2 separate regions of the Homo sapiens genome follow, and region 1 is linked to region 2. Evidence: read pairs that join two places in POLR2A ChIA-PET (ENCODE). Cell type or tissue: GM12878. All regions are shown on one strand. Each heading gives the region's core, and the rest is flanking DNA. Links, peaks and the distances in the headings are about the cores only.

Region 1 (2,911 bases), core at 298-2,797, 610 kb before region 2:
CTTAACATGGGCAAACTTTTCTTCCTGTCATTATTCCTTAAACAATGTAACTTAACAACTATTTACACAGCATTTATATTGCATTAGGTATTATAAGTAATCTAGAGATAATTTAAAGTATAAAGAAAGATATACATAGGTTATATGCAAATATTATGCCATTTTATATAAGAGTCTTGAGCATCCTACGATTTTGGTATCTGCAGGGAGTCCTGGAACCAATCCCCCAAGGATACCAAGGGACAAACTGTACAAACAAAAGAAGAGCACCAAAACCAAACCAAGGGGGAAAAATGGTGGAAAAAATGTCTAACGTTGAATTCAACTACATTTACTCAGCTACCTATGTGCACCTAGCACCTTCCTATAAAGAAAACCCCTTTCCATCTCTCTCAATACAGTTTTCAGTCTACCATCAGTTAACACAGAATATACTAAAATTGCAATCAAAACAGATAATACAGTCTTAAACTATACGGTTTGTTCTAAGAAAGGACTATTCATGAATACAAGTTTAAAAGCAAGTAGAAAATGTGTTTCTGGAAGTCTGTTTCCCCACTATTAGCCTATTGCTATCTACTTCAGCTGCTGAAAAGCAAGTAAATCTTTGCTTAAGAAAAAGCTCAAAACAATCACTTAGTGTTCCTGGTTAGTTCAGCCTGAAAAACCAAGTAACACCAAATCAACATGACAATCAGTTGTATTTAACAATCCAATTGCAAATCAAGTTAACAGAGCTGATGACTTCTATGAACGTGCACAGGATGGGTGCAGAGATAAAGGCCTACGTACTCTCAACTCAGGTGGGGAGCCAGTCAAGTTACAACTGGAGCCAGAGAGACAGAGCTCCCCGGTAGAAGGTGCACAGATTGCCAGGAAGATGCCCAGTGAGATTACAGGGAATGCAGGAGAAGGAAGGAGAAAAAAAATCAAGGTAAGGAAAGGGAAGCAGACAGAAGTGGTTCCCTTTTTGGGGAGAGGGGTGGTGTGCGGAGGAGGGCTTAAAGATTCGAGAAAACCTACTGACCTGCAATGACCTTATTTATGGCTATAAATATATATAATATATATAAAATATAAAACAGTTGTTTTAACAAGAAAACATTACTGTGACTAGACAACCAGCAAACATCTGTTTCTATTGTAGTTTATGTAAGCCATAAGAGGTCTTTCTCCCTTTCTCCCTTTCCCTCCCTCTGTCCCTCCCTCCTCCCTCCTCTCTCTCTCTCTCTCTCTCTCTCTCTCTCTCTCTCTCTCTCTCTCTCTCTCTCTCTCTCTCTCTCTCTCTCTCGCTCCCTCTCTCTCTCTCTCTCTCTCGCTCCCTCTCTGTTTCTTTCTTTCTTTTTCTTTGGATACAGGGTCTCACTCTGTTTCCCAGGCTGGAGTGCAGTGGCACAATCATAGCTCACTCCAGCCTCCATCTCCTGAGTTCAGGCCATCTCCTGTCTCAGCTACAGAAGGAACTTGGACTACAGGCGTGTGCCACCATACCTCTCTAACTTTTTAAATTTCTTGTCTTACTATGTTGCAAAGGCTGGTCTCAAACTCCTGGGTTCAAGTGATCCATTTGCCTCAATCTCCAAAAGTGCTAGTATTACAGGCATGAGCCACTGCACCTGGCCTAGGAGTGGCTTCTATTTTTTAAATTTAAAATTTTTTTTTTTTTTTTGAGACGGAGTCTCGCTCTGTCGCCCAGGCTGGAGGGCAGTGGCATAATCTCCGCTCACTGCAAGCTCTGCCTCCCGGGTTCACACCATTCTCCTGCCTCAGCCTCCCGAGTAGCTGGGACTACAGCCGCCCGCCACCACGCCCAGCTAATTTCTTTTTTTGTATTTTTGGTAGAGAAGGGGTTTCACCGTGTTAGCCAGGATGGTCTCCATCTCCTGACCTCGTGATCCGCCCACCTCGGCCTCCCAAAGTGCTGGGATTACAGGCATGAGCCACCGCACCCAGCCTATTTATTTATTTTTGAGACAAAGTCTTGCTCTGTCACCCAGGCTGCAATACAGTGGCACTATCTCAGCTCACTGAAACCTCCTCCTCCTGAGTAGCTGGGACCACAGGTGCCCACCACCATGTCCAGCTAATTTTTAAATTTTTTGTAGAGATAAAGTCTCACTATATTTTCCAGGCTGTTTTCAAACTCCTGGCTTCAAGCAATCCTCCTGCCTCAGCTTTCCAAAGTTCTGGGATTATAGTCATGAGCCACTGCACCCAGCTTCCCAAGGGTTTTTTTTAAATCTGTGTTCTATAGTTCGATTTTATTGATAAGTTTGACAAAAGTCTGTCTGCAACATGTGATATTATGAGACAGAGATATACATAGATAAATATATATAGGTTTTCATCCATGGTCCCTGGCTCATAACGCCATAGCCCTTGTTATAATGTTGGGGTGCTTTAGGCCTCAGAAGCAGGTCTCAGAAAACAGAATCTCAGCCAGGTGCAGTGGCTCACACCTGTAATCCCAGCACTTTGGGAGGCCGAGGTGGGCAGATCACTTGAGGTCAGGAGTTTGAGACCAGCCTGGCCAACACGGCGAAACTCGGTCTCTACTAAAAAATACAAAAATTAGCCGGGTATGGTGGCATACACCTGTAACCCCAGCTACTTGGGAGGCTGAGGTAGGAGAATCGCTTGAACCCAGGAGGCAGAGGTTGCAGTGAGCCAAGATCATGCCATTGCACTCCAGCCTGGGCGACAGAGCGGGATTCCATCTCAAACAAACAAACAAACAAACAAACAAATAAATCAATGAAAAAAGAAAACAAATCTCTCTCTCTCTCTCTGACCTTCTGCCCTTTTTTCGCCTGCTCCTTTTTCTCCCCAAGGCAGGCCGTAGAAACTAAAAATATAATCTCATCTCCCCCAACCTTTCTATCTTGGAGCTGGCCATAAAGAAATTCTCTGA
Region 2 (2,911 bases), core at 200-2,699:
CTAGTGATTCTTGACCGACTTTTCATATTTAACAGTAAAATACTAAAAAGCCAATTGGATATTCTATTGATTTGTGGGCTTCATGTTTGGGTGACGAGGCAGTGACATAGCCATTTCATCTGGAGATCCTCGAATGCTAATATCGTTAGGTCTTTTTGCTTGGGCAGGTCAATTTAGCCGGAGAGGAGTCCTTCAACCACCTGCCTGTAGGCTTGGCTGCTAGCATCCTGGGTTGCAGTGTTGTTTCAACATAGCTTTTTGGAACTTTCAATGGCTGTTATTTTAACATAGCTTTTGGAATTTTCAATGGCTTTAAATCTGCCAGTAGGGAGCTGAAGGAGTTGGGGGAAGAGGGATGAGGGTTAGAGATCTCTTTTTCAGGGTATAGACTTTCACCTGATGGTGACACCCTCTCCTCCTCTGCTATTCCTGGTGCCCTTGAGCCTGGTACCTCTCTGGTCCAGACTTCTCTGCTATAGCCAGAATAGGAGAAGGGTAGTCACATGACTATGTGGAGTTAAGGAGGAGCTCTGGGGTTTATCTCTTTCATATGTAGACTCTCCATAATCTTCCTGTTCTTAACTCCGTCCTCATTTCTGCCTCTAGAATAACTTGATACCTCCAATTCCTGAGTCTTTCTGGGACTCTGGGGCTCACAGGAGTTTACCAGCTGTTGGCACCCCCTCTGCAGACTGCTAGGATCTAGCTTTCTTCTACGCCAGATACTGCTCTCCTGCTAACATGTCACTTCCAGAATGTTTGACATCTTTTATCTATTGTCTTTTCTCCTATTTTCTTTGTCCTTAAGGATTTATACTTTAAAAAATCAATTGATTCTCATATTCGTGAGGTTTTGAAAGGAACAGAGATAAACATACATGTACTATCTGCATATTTAATTAGGATTAAGCTTGTTCCCTTTAGGGTTCCTTCTTTTTTTTTTTTTTTCTTTTCTTTTCTTGAGACAGGGTCTCGCTGTATTGCTCAGGCTGGAGTGCAGTGGCACAAACATGGCTCACTGCACCCTTGACCTCCTGGGCTCAAGTGATCTTCCTGCTTCAGCCTCCCGAGTAGCTGGGACCACAGGTGTGCGTCACCAGGCCTCGCTAATTTTTTAAAATTTGTGTAGAGATGGGGGTCTCACCACGTGGCCCAGGCTGGTCTTGAACCCCTGGGCTCAGGTGATCCTCCTGCCTCAGCCTCCCAAAGTGTTGGGATTACAGGGGTAAGCCACCACCCTCGCCACCACCCCCCACCCCCAGCCTTTAAAGTGAGGTAGCTATGGTAGAAAAATCATGTTTCTGGGTGCCTAGATGCTAACAATTCAATGAATGTTGAATAGCACTTGTCTATTACTTGGACTAACTGTATGAGATACAGAACTAGAAGGCTGTTTGCTTATTGTTCCTCATCTCCATTGTTGCAATTTAACAATTGTGGCTTATTTTTCACGTGGTTATGACAGGGCTTTCTCCTTTCAGGGAAAGTGAAACTTCAAATTTGAGTAAATTGGCAGTTGCAAGGATGAAGTCAGTAGTCTACAACAAGGCAGTGGTTGGGGCGGCGATGCTTACCCACTCTTGCTTTGCCCATTACTCATATCGAAAGGAGAAGGTTCAAGATTAAGAAAGGACCATCCCCTTTGCCCTGTTCTGCACTCACCTCTAGCCTGCCAGATGTGGTCCTACTTAGGTTGCTGGCTGCAGATCAGCAGGAACTTTCAGTGGCTTTAAATTTGCCAGTAGGGGGAGTGGCTCTGCAGATTGGGAGACATCTTTATCCCTCTGGTCACCCTGACAGTCTTCCTCAGAAACTAGAACTCATTTAGGGGGGTGGGAGGAGCTGCACCTGCTCTCCCTCTAGCCCATCTGCAGGTAGCAGAGACTTGGGGTATGACCATGAGTACCCCACCATGCTTCTTGGCTTCTGTGACCTTCGTCAGCTGTATCAGCACTTCTTTGGGAAGCTAATTGTCTTTTCTTACCTCCTTGCCAGAAACGTGTGCTGTCAACAATGGAGGCTGTGACCGCACCTGTAAGGATACTTCGACAGGTGTCCACTGCAGTTGTCCTGTTGGATTCACTCTCCAGTTGGATGGGAAGACATGTAAAGGTAGCCTTCACCTCCCCAGGGAGACTGGGTGCCCTGTTATGGAGGGAGGGCCCATGCCGCTAACATATGGGGATAAAGGCAACATACCCTCCATACCCCACGTGACTCGAGATTTGCTTATGATTCATATCAATGGGAGCTTTTTCCCCCTGGGCTAGTGGAAGGTTATAACTGAGTAAGCTTAATTAGAACCAACACTTAATTACACTAATTGTTGAGGAGGTCAGCCTCTACAAGCATCAAATAATTCATTTCAGACAGTGGCCTTATTAGAAAAAGGCAGTTAAAGGAAGCATTCATTTGCAGGAGATAATATCAACATATCATACATAATAGCCTAGAGATTATTATATAAATAACAGTCAAGATGATTATCCAGAGGACTTAATGAATAACTGTACCATTAACTTTTACTGATGAAGAGCGACCCCAATGACTTGCTCATATTTCATGGGCAAGAGTACAAAGGATTAGCCCTTTAGCATGATAAAAAGTAGATAACCAATTGCCAGACGAAACTGGGAAAAGATAAGATTGAGTATCAGGAATCATTTTAAAACATTGAGGCTATTTGATCATTGTGTAATTTGCCAAAACAAATGCTCTAGTCCTTTATAGCTTTAATCATTAAACTTGAATACATAGTGTACTAAAGAGACCCATCTTACCTTGAGAGAGCAATACAAAGATGAGAATATAACAGGACGTCATCATTCTTTCCCAGAGTTTGTTTCCTTAATGCCAATCAAGGGCATCATAAGTCAGCGTTCTCAAGACGATGAAACACTTGTCTTTCAAA

What was found. Peaks named below come from ENCODE experiments on the same cell type or tissue, not always from the same donor. Only the 100,000 strongest peaks of a DNase experiment are listed, where the experiment ranks them.
Region 1: POLR2A ChIA-PET joins it to region 2 with 6 read pairs; 1 of 35 experiments calls an interaction of 5 or more read pairs at or near these places.

Annotation. Positions count from the first base shown.
Region 1 is chr11:9,673,727-9,676,637 of GRCh38, reverse strand. The region is part of intron 1 of SWAP70 (switching B cell complex subunit SWAP70); the gene reads right to left. Among named protein-coding and RNA genes, the nearest start is that of SWAP70, 11 kb to the right of the region's middle. RefSeq lists an enhancer at 298-832. In GM12878, for the core only: no CTCF peak of the experiment used is centred there; no DNase peak of the experiment used is centred there; H3K4me3 peaks cover 1,826 bases; H3K27ac peaks cover 1,498 bases.
Region 2 is chr11:9,059,609-9,062,519 of GRCh38, reverse strand. SCUBE2 (signal peptide, CUB domain and EGF like domain containing 2) reads left to right here. Exons shown (of 23, transcript NM_001367977.2): 8 at 1,996-2,112. It overlaps NRIP3-DT (NRIP3 divergent transcript), which reads right to left. Exons shown (of 3, transcript NR_183663.1): 2 at 2,781-2,911. Among named protein-coding and RNA genes, the nearest start is that of MIR5691, 29 kb to the left of the region's middle. RefSeq lists enhancers at 1,369-1,418, 1,439-1,488 and a silencer at 1,579-1,628. In GM12878, for the core only: a CTCF peak has its summit at 1,735 (motif pointing right); a DNase peak (open chromatin) is centred at 1,579; H3K27ac peaks cover 425 bases.